Linked DNA regions of Homo sapiens: region 2 is linked to region 1. Evidence: read pairs that join two places in POLR2A ChIA-PET (ENCODE). Cell type or tissue: CD4-positive, alpha-beta T cell. All regions are shown on one strand. Links, peaks and the distances in the headings refer to the core of each region. The heading gives the core; the rest is flanking DNA.

The links. Peaks named below come from ENCODE experiments on the same cell type or tissue, not always from the same donor. Only the 100,000 strongest peaks of a DNase experiment are listed, where the experiment ranks them.
Region 2: POLR2A ChIA-PET joins it to region 1 with 5 read pairs; 2 of 35 experiments call an interaction of 5 or more read pairs at or near these places.

Annotation. Positions count from the first base shown.
Region 1 is chr14:74,830,347-74,839,567 of GRCh38, forward strand. It overlaps YLPM1 (YLP motif containing 1), which reads left to right. Exons shown (of 21, transcript NM_019589.3): 20 at 4,919-5,101; 21 at 5,429-6,972. The coding sequence ends at 5,065. LOC105370569 (a long non-coding RNA gene) reads left to right here and starts at 8,820. Exons shown (of 2, transcript XR_944033.3): 1 at 8,820-9,221. In CD4-positive, alpha-beta T cell, for the core only: no CTCF peak of the experiment used is centred there; no DNase peak of the experiment used is centred there; H3K27ac peaks cover 1,868 bases.
Region 2 is chr14:75,076,931-75,081,930 of GRCh38, forward strand. ZC2HC1C (zinc finger C2HC-type containing 1C) reads left to right here. Exons shown (of 3, transcript NM_024643.4): 3 at 602-3,058. The coding sequence ends at 634. It overlaps NEK9 (NIMA related kinase 9), which reads right to left. Exons shown (of 22, transcript NM_033116.6): 22 at 2,423-5,000. Among named protein-coding and RNA genes, the nearest start is that of ZC2HC1C, 9.8 kb to the left of the region's middle. In CD4-positive, alpha-beta T cell, for the core only: no CTCF peak of the experiment used is centred there; no DNase peak of the experiment used is centred there.

The DNA.
Region 1 (9,221 bases), core at 2,070-7,069:
TGTTGAATTCGATAGTGATAGATGTGTATATCCTTTAAAACAAAATAAAGCAAAGGGATCGTATTATATATACTGTTGTGTAGAAGTCTTTTTCAGCTAATCCATCTTGATCTTTCTATATAAGCATATACAGAACTACCATTCTTTTTAAAGGGCTACTTGGTGTCCCATTGTTTGGTTGTACAATCAGTTATTTAACTAGTCCCTTTGTGTTAGTCCGTTTGCGTTGCTATAAAGGAATACGTGAGATTGGGTAATTCATGAAGATAAAAGGTTTATTTTGGCTCACTGTCCTGCAGGCTGTACAAGAAGCATGGTGCTAGCATCAGCTCCTGGTGAGGCCTCAGAAAGTCTTCAATTATGGTGGAAGACAAGGGGGGAGCCAGCATGTGACGTGGCGAGAGAGGAACCAAGGGGAGGGGGTCCCAACTCCTTTTAACAACCAGATCTCACATGAACTCAGAGTGTGAACTCGCTCATTACCGTCAGGAGGGCACCAAGACATTCACGAGGATCCTCCTCCATGACCCAAACACCTTCAGTATCGGGGATTACAATTCAACATGAGATTTGAAGGGGACAAACATCCAAACCATAATGTCTTTACTGATGGATGCTTACAGTGTTTCCATTTATTGCCAGTACAGATGTGAAGGTTGTGGTGTGTATGTCTCTCTTTACACGCTTACATGCAAATAATTGCCTGTTTTTCTACAGCAGTGCTGTAATCAAACTCTTTAACTTTTGACAATCTGATAGGTGAAAAAAATAGTATCTCATTTTTCATTTATTTACTAAGAATGAGGTTGTGCATCATTTATCTTTATGCATCATTTCTTTGTATTTCTTTCTTAACGAATTTTCTCAGTGCCTTAATGTGCTTAGTGTACTTAGTAATGGGCACCATTACAAAGAATCCAGGTTTCAAAGCTTTTTAAAATACTGCAGATACTCCAAAGCCTGCCCTTGTCTGTGTAGCTTCAAAGGATGGGTAAGGGAGAGCCCACTGCCATTTGCACCCAGCCTCACCAAAGGACTGCTTATAGTGATACCTCTTACTCCAGTTTTAAGGCTGGAGCCAACAGAGGCAGAAGTGGCCCTTCCTTGCAAATAATAAAGTGTAGTTCTGGTAACAATTAGTAATCTAAAATGAGAAATATTTTCTCTGTTTTTACTCAGGTAACTATCACTGTCTTCACTGAGGAGTATGTAATCCCATGCAGTTTATTTTATTAGGTTGGGTGACCAAAGAGAACTGAGTGGTGCACATTCTAGTTCTTTAAAGTTGCTCCTCTTTAAGTCTCCTCCCCTGCCTTATACCTTGACTTCAGATAGTTTTTAACTCTTGAACCACTCACCAAAACCAACATTAGAGCACAGGAGATCCTACAGGTAGCAAAGAATACAGAATGCTGTACATTACTCATTCCTTCTTGGGTTTCTTTGTTTCTGTGATTCAGCTTGTTACAGATATCAGATGGGTTCTTGGGATTAACTTCCTCTATAACAAAAACGTGGTTCTGTAGAGTTGGTTATATTAGAATTTTGCCTAAATGGCTAGGCTTTAAAATATAATTTACTTTTAAAATATTTGCTTGCTTGGGTATAAAATGGTAGCTTACTTGGACTTTAATTTGTATTTCTTTGATGACTATGGAAGGTGAACCTTTCCCTTGTTTGTTTGCTGAATTTGTATATTTTAGAAATACTTATAGTTACAGTGGATGAAATATAAGTACCTCAAACCTTTGAGGGCTAGTTAAGATTTTTCTGTATTATAACAAATTTATTTTTACAGGAAAAAACAACAGCAAAAATGTCGTAAGTCTCAAAAGTACCTCTAGGAAAATTAAAAGGGACACTGATATTCAAGAAGCCATTTCAAGCTGAAAGTCATTATTCTGCTCCTTGTATGTTTAGTGGTTCGGTAATCATTTATTCATTCCATATGTTGAATGTCTTTGTACGAAGTCTATGAATGAGTCCTCTTAAGGAGCTGACATCCAGTGGAGGAATTCAACATGTAAATAAATAATTTTACTATAGCATCAGTATAAATTAGAGATATTAACAAAATACAATAGTTTCCAAAATATTTTAATTCCAACTTCATTTGTTTTTTGTTTTTTTGTTTTTTATTTTTGAGACAGAGTCTCACTCTGTTGCCCAGCCTGGAGTGCAGTGGTGATTTTGGCTCACTGCAACCTCTGCCTCCCAGGTTCAAGCCATTCTCATGCCTCAGCCTCCTGAGTAGCTGGGATTACAGGCACCCACCACCACGTCCGGCTAATTTTGTTTGTATTTTTAGTAGAGACGGGGTTTCGCCATGTTGGCCAGGCTGGTCTCAAACTCCTGACCTCAGGTGATCTGTCTGCTGCAGCCTCCCAAAGTGCTGGGATTACAGGCGTGAGCCACTGTGCCTGGCCTAATTCCAATGTTAAAATCTTGAACATTTATTCGCAAACATACTACTCATTTCAAAAACACCTACACATTTTTTCTTCTAATCCTATATTCTTTATTTTATCTGAGTTTAAAACTTAGAATTTAAACTGTAGATTTAAAAGTAGCAAGGTGAGATTGATCAGTATATTTAACTATGTGCTGAGGTTGATAAGTATATTTAACTATGTGCTGAGGATGCCGTGGGAATGGATTTAAATTTGCTGTGGGCTGTTTACTTTTTCTTTATTCAATGAGCCTTACCATATAAGGGGCAAACTGTGGCCACTGAACAAAGAAAAAGTAACCAGCCCACAGCAAATTTAAATCCATTCCCACGGCATCCTGAGCACAGTATTGTGTTTTCACATAAATGCCCAAGACTTAGTTCGTAATGATCTTTCGCTAAAATGTGTATCCTTGATCCAGGTGGAGCTGAGAGAATATACATGAATTAAATTTAATTAATTAATTATTATTGAGGTAGGGTCTCTCTGTCACCCAGGCTGGAGTACAGTGGTGTGATCTTGGCTCACTGCCACTTCTGCCTCCCAGGCTCAAACAATTCTCCCACCTCATCCTCCCTAGTAGCTAGGATTTCAGGCACCCACCACACACCATGCCCAGCTAATTTTTGTATTTTTAGTAGAGACACGGTTTCGCCTTGTTGCCCAGGCTGGTCTTGAACACCTAGGCTGACGTGATCTGCCGGCCTCGGCCTCCCAAAGTGCTGGAGTTATAGGTGTAAGCCACTGTGCCTGGCTGTATATATGAATTAATCAAAATAGGTACTTCAGCATTGATGAGCAGAATGCCCAAAGATTTTTCTATATTGAAGCCCACATTATTTATTAGGCTTCTTACTAAAGCCCATGAAAGACATTGAGCCATAGGTTTTCTATACACTAAAAACCTACTTTCTGGAAAGTCAGATGTTACCAGTTTCTTCCCACTGCTATTACTTTGGCTCCTCCCTTTGACCAGGTGATACTGTTAAAAGCCTAGTTATTTCATTGCTAGTCATGCAAATGGTAATTAGTGTACATTAGAGCAATAATGCATTCCCAGGTTCAGTGTAAAGAGCATGGTGTTTCCATGCTCTGGTTCTCTCTCCTTGTCACAGATAATAAATCACAAGCCATGTTTAAAATACATTCTCTGCAGTCTTTGATACTGTGTAGTGCAAGCAACAGATTCATAGTTTCTTTTTAAGAATCTGAACTTTTACAGAATATGTATATCTCCATATACTTTTAAAAACATATTAACATAATATGTGGCTGGGCATGGTGGCTCATGCTTGTAATCCTAGCACTTTGGGCGGCCAAGGCAGGAGGATTGCTTGAGTCCAGCAGTTTGAGACCAGCCTGGGCAACATAGTGAGACTCTGACTCTAAAAAAAAAAAAAAAAATTACAAAAATTTTTAAAAAGCATAATATGTAAGAATATATATATATTAAAAATCAGAATACCAATAGGAAATATCCCTGATCCATATATTTGTAGTTGTAATCTTGCCATGAATTATATCAGTTGAGTCTGTTTCTTGGTCTCTTTATCTCATGAATGAAAGTAATAATACCAGCTTACTGTTTTCTCTAAGATTAAATTTCAAGAAATATTTTTGTGTAGAGATAAATAAAATTCAGTTATTGATCTAGGGTGTTGATAGTCTGTTAGGGAAGACAGATCTGTAAGTGGATAATTATACTACGGTGTGGAAGTTCAAAAGCAGACATATCAAAATCCGGAAGTTAACTGTGGAAAGCAGTGATTATTTGATTGGCAAAGGAAAAAGGGGTAAGTCAGGGAAGGATGACTAGACTCATGCCAAGTGGATAAGGTTAGGGAAAAGACATTTCAGGAAGAATGACTAGTACATATATGCAGAGTTATAGAGACATGAAATGGTGCGATGCGCTCTGAGTGCTAGAAGGAAGTCTGTATTGTTTGTATAAAATGCCATAGGCACTGGCCAGAGATGTTGCAGGAAAGTGTAGTTGGGGCCAGATCAAGAGGGACCTGAGTTCTTGGACTTTGCCTGGTAGGTAGGGGAAGGAGTTAAAGCAAATGAATCACAACTGTGTGTTTTAGGAAGATCACTCTGGCAGCATGAATCTGGAGCGGGTGAGTACAGACAGGAAGACTAGGTAGAGATTAGTGCTTTGCTTTCAGGTGAAAAAAAAATGAGGTCAGTGAATTATTAAATAAAAAGGAATGGCAGAGGAGAAAGAGAGGACAGGATTGAGCTGAACTGTTCAGGAGCTGGAATGGTTAGGACTTGGATTGTCCAGAGAGTTTTCTCTTTGTGACTTAAAATATATGGCTTTTCCCAGTTTTCCTGGGTTAGTTTTTAATTTTTTAAACTTGCGGTTTCAAATGAGTCATTCTACCCCTTAGACTGTCCAGAGAGGGAGGGGGCTCTTTGCATATTTATTTTTCCTAAAGCTCAGCCTAATGCTATGTTCTTTTTAGGTCAGATGGGCAGACCTGGAAGAGAAGAAGGATGCAGATAGGAAAAGGGCCATAGGTTTTGTGGTCGGACAGACTGATTGGGAGAAGATCACAGATGAAAGTGGTCACCTGGCTGAAAAAGCCCTCAATCGAACCAAATATATATGAGACTTAGTTTTTGAACGGAGTCATTATTCCTCTAAGGTAAGAGTACACAGTCATATAAATAGCCTACTGTGTGGTTGCTTCAAAGGGTTTGAGATAAAGAAGACAGCATATTTTGCTAAAAATGCTCTCTTCTTGTGTTATTTTATAGTTCTGAAAGAGTAAGTATGTACTAGTTGTTAACATTTACAATACTATTAGAAAAGGAAGCCATTTTCTGCAAGCTGGCTCACTTATAAAAATAAAAACCTTGAGAAAAACTTGAATTCTATAGATTTGGGAAGGACTGAAATGATGTTATACTAAGGGCTACTGAACTTTTTGCCTGTTCTTTCCAGGTGTGACAGCCTTTTCTTTTCTTTCCAGGTGGTTCGCTTTGAGGTGGTCTGAAGCCAAGGCCTCGCGGAGCTTCTTTGTGTGTCACCTTGCTTCCACGTTTCAGTTCTTGTTTTGTTTCTACTGCTTTAGTTTTTTTTAAAGTTCTCCAGTGTCCCCAAGAGGTATTAGAATCTTGCTGTACCCAAGCAAGACGTTAATTTTTCTTTTAACTGTTTTGGGGAGGGAGGGAGTGATAGCTTAACTGCTGAAGCCAGGCGGGGGTCTGCTGGAGGATTCCAACAGAGAGTATTTCCTCCACTGTACAATGTCACAGACTATCTCTATCATCATTGCTTTGTGGCTGTTTCTGTTTTTTACTGTATGTAACTGGTAGCTGATTGTACTAGGATTAAAAACAATAAACTTTCATGATAAAGCCGATGAGATTCATGGGCTATACAGCATGGGCCCTTTTCTCTTGTTTTCTTAATTTTATTTTTAATTGCTTTTTAAATATGGTATGTCCTAATTAAATGCTAGCTGAACATCCCAAAACCTTTTTTTCATTGAATATTATATGGCTCAATGATTCCGTAGCACATGTTGTAAAACACAGGGTTCAAATGATGTTCAAAACACTCATCTTTGTTTTATAGCTGATTTCTCTATCTTTGTGTCTTGAAGACTGACCAAGTTCAAATATTCATCAGTTCCCTGGAGCATATCCATTCTGTAACATGATGCTTTATTTAAAAATTTTTTTTGATCCTCTCTCTGTTCTTCCCTCTCTTCTTTCCTTCCTTCTTCTTTTCACTTTCTGCCTTTATGCTGTTAGGTTTTTATTTTTTCCTGATCTGGCTTTGAATTCTGGTAGACAGAACTGATGTATTCTGTGGAACTCAAGCTTGTTGCCTTCATTTGAACTTGAATTGTGGATTTTTAAATGAAGATTGCAGGGAAAGAGTATAAAGATGCAGAGCACTCTGGCATGTAACCTTTAAGCCTGTCAGGTTTTCAAGTTCTTGCCAGATTGTTCATTACTGGAAAGCATGGCCTTCTGCACAGAATTTCCTCTCTTGTGGTTAATACCAGGTGGAACCCAGAAACATACAGAGATAAAACCCAAATATTATTTCTATGTAAACACAGAAAAGGGACTCTTCCCTTTTTCATCCTGCAAAGAAAAAAGTCATCTTTTAGCATGAAAGAAGATGAGAGAGCCTTCTTCCTCAAGCATAATTTGCATTTTGTAATCCAACTCAGTAATTTGTAAATGTGTTCACTGAAGACTTCAATATTTTGAAATATTCTCTTTCAGGCCACAGATGAAAATCCTTTACTTTTATGACCTACATTAAAGACTGTATGAATAGAGCTAATAGTTACTAGCATTTGAATAGTATCACTTTGGGTTCAACAAATTGATATTATAGTACTGAATACCCCTAATTTAATGGAAATTCTAACAACTTTCTGTACTTTTATCTTCCCTGAAAATCTGAATTTTTAAGCAAGTGACTTTAAGTTCATTAAGTCAATATTGAATGTATAAATTGCTACATTAAATAACTTCTGCTGTTTGTAGTATTTAATAAGCTATTTTCATTGCTTATTGGCCTACAATACATTTCTGTGTACTGACCTTTCTCAGCAGCCTTTATTATGTAGAGTGAAGATATGTCGCAAAAATAGCCAAATAGAATTATTGTTTGTACAAAGACTCATTTACTACTTTCTAAAGCCACCCAATGCCTATTATCAAAAACAAAACTTCCATAATGTGTTCTCTAGTTCAGATGAAATGGAGGCCGATATGTTCTTCTGCAGGATGCTTTATTTCAGTTGTCCTTAACCTTGTGATGTTCTGACAGTAGTTAGAATGCCAATGAAATGAGTGGTGATTATCCGTGAGTCACTTGGAATCATGGGTAATTTTGCATATGTGTGTTTTCACCTTACAGCCATGGCTTTATGTCTGTGCTCTTATACCAGGGCAGGGTGGGAAGCTGGGGAAGAGTTAACATAGTCAGAAACGGCCTCTGCCAATTTTCAGAAGATATAGATTACGTGACCTTAGAGAATGAACATAGAGTGCTCCTACTTTAGAAAATGGGTATAACAACCTTCATGCAAGGAGATTAATGAAAAAAGATTTGGCACCAAAAAGAGTAATAGAGACAGCCAGCTGATAATTGATTTTGCTAGTCCAATGTGGGACTTAACAAAATTCTTGCACTTACATTACTATTAGAAGCAGTATCGTATAGGAAGCCCAAGGTATCTTGAAGAAGAAATTTGGTGTGGGTAGAAAATGCCTTGATAATACAAATATTTTAAGTTTGTTAAGAGGTGTCCTGGAAATGCAGAGGACTAATTTTGGATTCCATTATTTGCTAGCATTTTATTTTAATTTTATTAACATTGTCTTCTCTTAGAAAGTTGCTGGTTTAAATCATATGAGTTTTATTTTAAATCTTTTGTGGTGTCATGTTACTTAAAATAATCTTATGTTGGGAAAGGTTTCTGATACCTTGGTGGGTATTTCAGCTTTTTTTTTTTTTTTGTCAGCTCTGTAAAGGATGATTTCAGACATTTTAAACTGAAAGTGAAATCTCTCACTTAAGTGATCTAACTTTACTTGTAAACTTCCTGTGTGAGGAATTCAGTAGACGAGACCCAGAAATGTTTCTGTTTGAGAATATTTAGAGTTAAGTGCCGTATTTGAAATATTCAGGGACTGATTGTAGAATCAGAAGTCATTAATAATAATACACAAGTAGTCTATTGACAGTTGATTCATATAATTTTCTAGAAGTTTGAGTTTGATTCAGATATCAGTGTTAAATCCAGAAGTTTATTGACAAAGATAAAATCTTAAATTTTCTGGTTGGATTTGTTTTCCTCGTGAAAGAGTTTTGATCATTGAGCAAACCAAAGTAGGTGCCATGTCATCTAGAGATCGACTATTACATTTTTTATTAGATTGACTAAGAATCTCAACTGAGGTTTTCTTATTTTGTAGGCCCCTCAGTTTTTGTGTTAAGTATTTTATCCTGCTAACTGTGCAAATTGCAGATATTTTGGTAAAGATGTCTAGAGCCTGGCTTAATTACTAGGATTATAAAAGCAACAGATTCTCAGCTGAGATAAGTTTTGCTAAGCCATAGAAGGAGAATGATTTCTCATTTTTAGTATTCACAGACCCTAATACAAGTTCAGATTCTTCTAGAAGCTGTATGACCTTAAGCAACTTTTTTTTTTTTTTTTTTTTTTTTGGAGACAAGGTCTCACTCTGTTGGCTGGAGTGCAGTGACGCGATATAGCTCACTGCAGCCTCAACTTCCTGGGCTCAGGTGATTCTCCCATCTCAGCCTCCCAGGTAGCTGGGACTACAAGTGTGCACCACCACACCCAGCCTTTTTTTTTTTTTTTTTTTTTAAGAGATTGGTTGTTGCCATGTTTCACAGGCTGGTCTTGAACTCCTGGGAGCAAATGATCGCCTATCTCAGCCTCCCAAAGTGCTGGGATTATAGGCGTGAGCCACCGTGCCTGGCTGAAATATTTTAACCTATCTGAGCTTCAGTTTCCTGCCTATAAAATGAAAATAACAAAACACACCTATTAAACATTGAGATAATGCATGTAAGCTACTTGGCACAGTACTGAGCACATAGTAAAAGCTCAAAAATCAGTAGTCACCATCATCGTTACTTTTTGACTTGTTCTCATGTGTTCTTTTTGAAATTCAAAATATCCAGCTGGCTTGAAGATAGTTGTCACGTTTTATAGTCAGCTATCATAGACTGAGCTATGTCATATGTAATAGTACAGTGTGTTGAAA
Region 2 (5,000 bases), core at 1-5,000, 240 kb after region 1:
GTCAGTATCTGAAGGCTTTTCTCTGGACTGTTCTGTGTATCCAGAGTACCCCTCTTTTTCCTATGAGGATGCCAATATGCTTGGTACTCTGGGGGCTGAGTGGGGGAAGGAGGCTGACAGTTCGATAATTTGGTATGTACACTTGTACTTAATCCCCATTTTCAGCCCCAAGATTAACCCAGTTCCACGTGTCTAGATTTCCTGAGTCAGAAATCTGTGTGGTTCAATTTCTCCAGAGAATAAATCCTTGCTCTTCTGTGAGTGTGCTTGGGTGTTGAACACTTGGATGCATAAGGTGGGAGGAGCCGTGGGGTCCTACTTGTTTTCAGTCCTGTACCTCCTTACTTTCCACTATCGGGTACTTCCAAGCACTGAACCTCTCAGGTTCTGTTGGGAAAGTGGCTTGCCTCTCAGCAGTACCTCCTTTGCAGGCCCTTGGTTTGCCTCAACGCTGGCAAGTCAGTTACCGCTGTTGCTCCTTTCCTGTTCTCTTTGACCTTGCAGATTAGTACCCTTTTCATTTTCTTACTGTTATTCTACAAGAGACTCAGGAAGGAGATAGGTGCCAACTTGAATGATCAGTCTCCCTTTTACATTACAGGCTGAACCTCCTCAGAAGAGCAACTGGAGATAGAAGCATGAATCTTTTATCCATACGTTCCGCCAGGCTCGAGAGGTCCAGCAGGTAACTGCCAAAGGTGGAAACTGTTCACACTTGCCTCCCATCCTGCCTGCAGAAAACCCAGACTGCATTCAGTGTCCTCAGTGTAGCCACCACTTTGCTCCCAAGGTGGCTGAGCAACACATTCCCAAGTGTAAGACCATCAAGAACTGTCTTCCACCTCTAAGGAAGCATTATAGTTGAGCAGACAACAATGGAAACTTTTGGATAGTTCAGAAAGCTCTGCTTCTCTTCAGCAGTAAATGGGAGTAGAATTTGATGCAAAGCAGAAAGAAATCAAACAGCTCCCAGATCTGCCTGCAGAGCTAAAATCTGTGAGGAGAGAGCCACTGCTAAGCAGCAGGAGGCAGAAGGAAGCCCCAGCTTCCCACTAAATTACAACCTTGGGCTGGTATGCTTTATGTTATTGCCCTCAGAATTGATGGGTGAAGACACTGAAGAGTCATGAGCAGGCTCCATTAAAGCTCTTTTCTTGCATGCCTGACTTGTGGTTTGTGCTAGTTAAGTGCCTGCATCTGGTTCTGCCTTCTTGTCACTGCATGTATGTTCAGAGTTCCTGTTAACTCTTGCTTTTGTAGAAGCTGGAGTTATTAGGATGTGTTGGTGTCAGAGGGGCATGATCACCCAGATAGTAACTCTTATAAAAGATAATACAATTTTGCTATAAGGCATTATTAATGGAAATCTATCCTTGGTCTCCCTGGTGCATAAGCCTGGCCAAAACCCAATACAAGTATGTAAGGTTAAGGCACCAATGTCTCCTAAACCTTCCCTATGGTGTACTGTGTAATAAAGGAAAGATCTTTATGTACTTTACAGGGTAGGGATGGGTGTTGGGGGGGAAACACATTATACTTCTCTCTACTTGTTCTTTTCTAATGGGTTTCATATGTTAAGAAAGAAACCTCCATTTTAGCTGTTAGTAGCACTCTACTTTCAAATCGGTTTGGCTAAATGACTGTTTAGAGGCAGCAAAATCTACCATCAAAGCAAGCTGAGACAGGCTGGTCATGGTGGCTCATTCCTATAATTCCAGCACTTTGGGAGGCTGAAGTGGGAGGATTGCTTGAGGCCAGGAGTTCAAGAGCGGCCTCGACAACAAAGCAAGACCCCATCTCAAAACAAAACAAAGCTGGGACACTGCACAGTGTCACATGCCCTTGGCAATTATAGCATAGTCAACTTCTATTTCAGAGAGTAAACTTTGAAGGGAAAGGGATCAAATCTTTTTAATTTTCTCTGTGTAGAATATTGCCTAGCACAAGTTAGACCTTCAATTAGTGAGGTCTGGAGATTTAAAATTAAACAAGAAGATGAGTGAGTCCTACACTAGTGAAATCAGAGAACTGATAAGTTAATGTCTGCGAGAGTATTATCAGTTCAGATAGGAGTGAAGTTAGCACAACAGATAGAAATCTTAGGATTACTGTTCTGTATTACTCAAATTGTTAGTTTAAAATACTGGAGAAAAACTGCTCAATTTGAGCTAGTCAACAGGGCTAGACAGACAACAAAATCCTATTTTACTAAGTAACAAATGGCCACTCACTCTTGCTCCATTTCCACTGCACTCCAGCCTGGTGACCTAGTGAGACTCCATCTCAAAAAAAAAAAAAAAAAAAAGAAAAAAAAATTGGGCTAACAGATCAGACCAATTTGAAATGTGAGTTAAGGCTTTAGCGGTGAAGCTGCAGGACACAGGCTGGGAAAAAATCCTATATATTTAAATAGGAGCACACATTTCTTTGCACTCTTTTTAATTGTTCCAAAGGAAAGGAGGTATCACATAATAAAGCTTTATGGTTAGCCCCTTAAGGAAACCTCACACAGAGATAATGGATATTTAACCTAATAGGTACATTCCCTAGGCAAGTTCAATGAAATGTACACTTTAAGTGGGAATGTAAACCAGTACATTGCAATAGATGGCAAGAGTAAGCTGTGGCCAAGGTCACAAAATGGCAACATGTGGATTGCTTTGCTCCACAGATGTTTTATTTCGCTGGCCTAGCATTCATAATATGATCTGACATTTAAAAACTGGGATATGGAACATCTCTTGAAAAACTGGAAGTTCTGGAAACACTGGGCCAGCAACCCGCATGGCACAAATTGGGTGGGGTTTAGAATCAGATGCTCCTCCAGATGGGAATGGTAGCACCAGACCACTGCAGTCTCACTTGGCCTGCTTCACTTCTTTACCTTATCTGCCTGGTACCACAGGCACTTGGATTTGGGATCGCTGGATGTTAGTAAGGTCATAGATCCGGGCCCTCCAGAGAGAACAAATTGTTGTTATATGTGGGGAGTGCTTTCTAAAAAGGAAGCAGTTGTTTGCTCTCATTTTGCTAAAGAAATAAAACAATAGTCAATGCCTTAAGTGTTCCCTTTAATCTCTACATGTTTAGGCCTTGGTTATATTAGAAATATCTTTCAAGGCCGAGCATGGTGGCTCATGCCTGTAATCCCAGCACTTTGGGAGGCCGAGGTGGGCGGATCACAAAGTCAAGAGATCGAGACCATCCTGGCCAACATGGTGAAACCCCGTCTCTACTAAAAATACAAAAATTAGCTGGGCGTGGTGGCGCACACCTGTAGTCCCAACTACTCGGGAGGCTGAGGCAGGAGAATTGCTTGAACCCAGGAGGCAGAGGTTGCAGTGAGCTGAGATCGCGCCACTGCACTCCAGCCTGGTGACCTAGTAAGAATCCATCTCAAAAAAAAAAAAAGAAAAAAAAAAAAGAAATATCTTTCATCTTTTAAATTTATCTTGATCTGGTCTCTGGGAAGAGATAAGAACCTTTTTTTAAAAAAATCTGAATTTCTTCCTGGATAGCTCAGACGATGACAGTAAATGCATGCTGCTTCTTAATGTCTGTATTTTATACAACTTTATCCAAGAAATGTTTAGTGCAAGTAAACATTATAAAGTTCATAAGGTTACACCATAGGAGAAATTTCACGGGGAAACTCCTCATGTGGAAACTCATTTCATTAAAAATGTATGCAGATGTGCCGAGACAGTATTTCTTTTTTTTTTTTTTTGAGACGGAGTCTCGCTCTTGTCACCCAGGCTGGAGTGCAGTGGAGTGATCTTGGCCCACTGCAAGCTCCGCCTCCCGGGTTCACGCCATTCTTCTGCCCCAGCCTCCCGAGTAGCTGGGACTACAGGCGCCCACCACCACGCCCGGCTGATTTTTTGTATTTTTAGTAGAGATGGGGTTTCACTGTGTTAGCCAGGATGGTCTTGAACTCCTGACCTGCCCACCTCGGCCTCCCAAAGTGCTGGGATTACAGGCGTGAGCCACCGCGCCTGTCCTGCCAAGACAGTATTTTTTTTTTTATTTTTGAGATGGAGTCTCACTCTGTCGCCCAGGCTGGAGTACCGTGGCGCAATCTCAGCTCACTGCAAACTCCGCCTCCTGGGTTCACGCCATTCTCCTGCCTCAGCCTCCAGAGTAGCTGGGACTACAGGCACCTGCCACAACACCCAGCTAATTTTTTTGTATTTTTAGTAGAGACGGGATTTCACTGTGTTAGCCAGGATGGTCTCGATCTCCTGACCTCGTGATCCGCCCGCCTCGGCCTCCCAAAGTGCTGGGATTACAGGCGTGAGCCACTGCGTCTGGCCCGAGACAGTATTTCTTAACAGCAATGTATGTAATGCAGCACAGCACCTTCTGGCCAATGTTTGCTTTCATTATCAATTTATCACTCTCCACAGCTACACAGGTGGTAACAGAGATGTGACATAGTGGAGTTTTTCTCCCTAATGTTCATCATTCTGTGAGGTTTAATGATCAGCGTGTTTATTTCCACAGTTAATCATTGAAACAATAAATGATTTTTGGCTTTGCAGCAGTTAGGAACATGTTTTATAGTCCTGATTATAGCCCACTCTGCCCTGACCATCATGAATACTTTTTTGGAGGTTTAGGGATTTCATGTGAATGAATTTATTTAAAATGTATTCTTGCCCCTGAATTGTTCTATTATGAATGTTTGTGAACATATGGCAAGTGAAATGAAATTTTTTAGTGTACTTTTGCTTTAAACTTCAGTGAAATGCTCAGCCAAGAGAAGTTGTAACTTGGCTGTGCTATGCCAGGGAGACCAAATTCAGTTCAATCTCTTTGAAGGAAAAGTTTTACAAACCATAAACTGGCATTATCACTTGGAAAGGCCCCCACTGAGACTGAGGAGGTAGGTACAAGAAAGGATCATCCTTCTTTTAGTGGCTCATTTTTTCCCTCCCTCTGCACTTTCGGCACTTTTAGACATTTTTGGGAAAAAAGCTGTAGCAGCAGCAATGATTCTG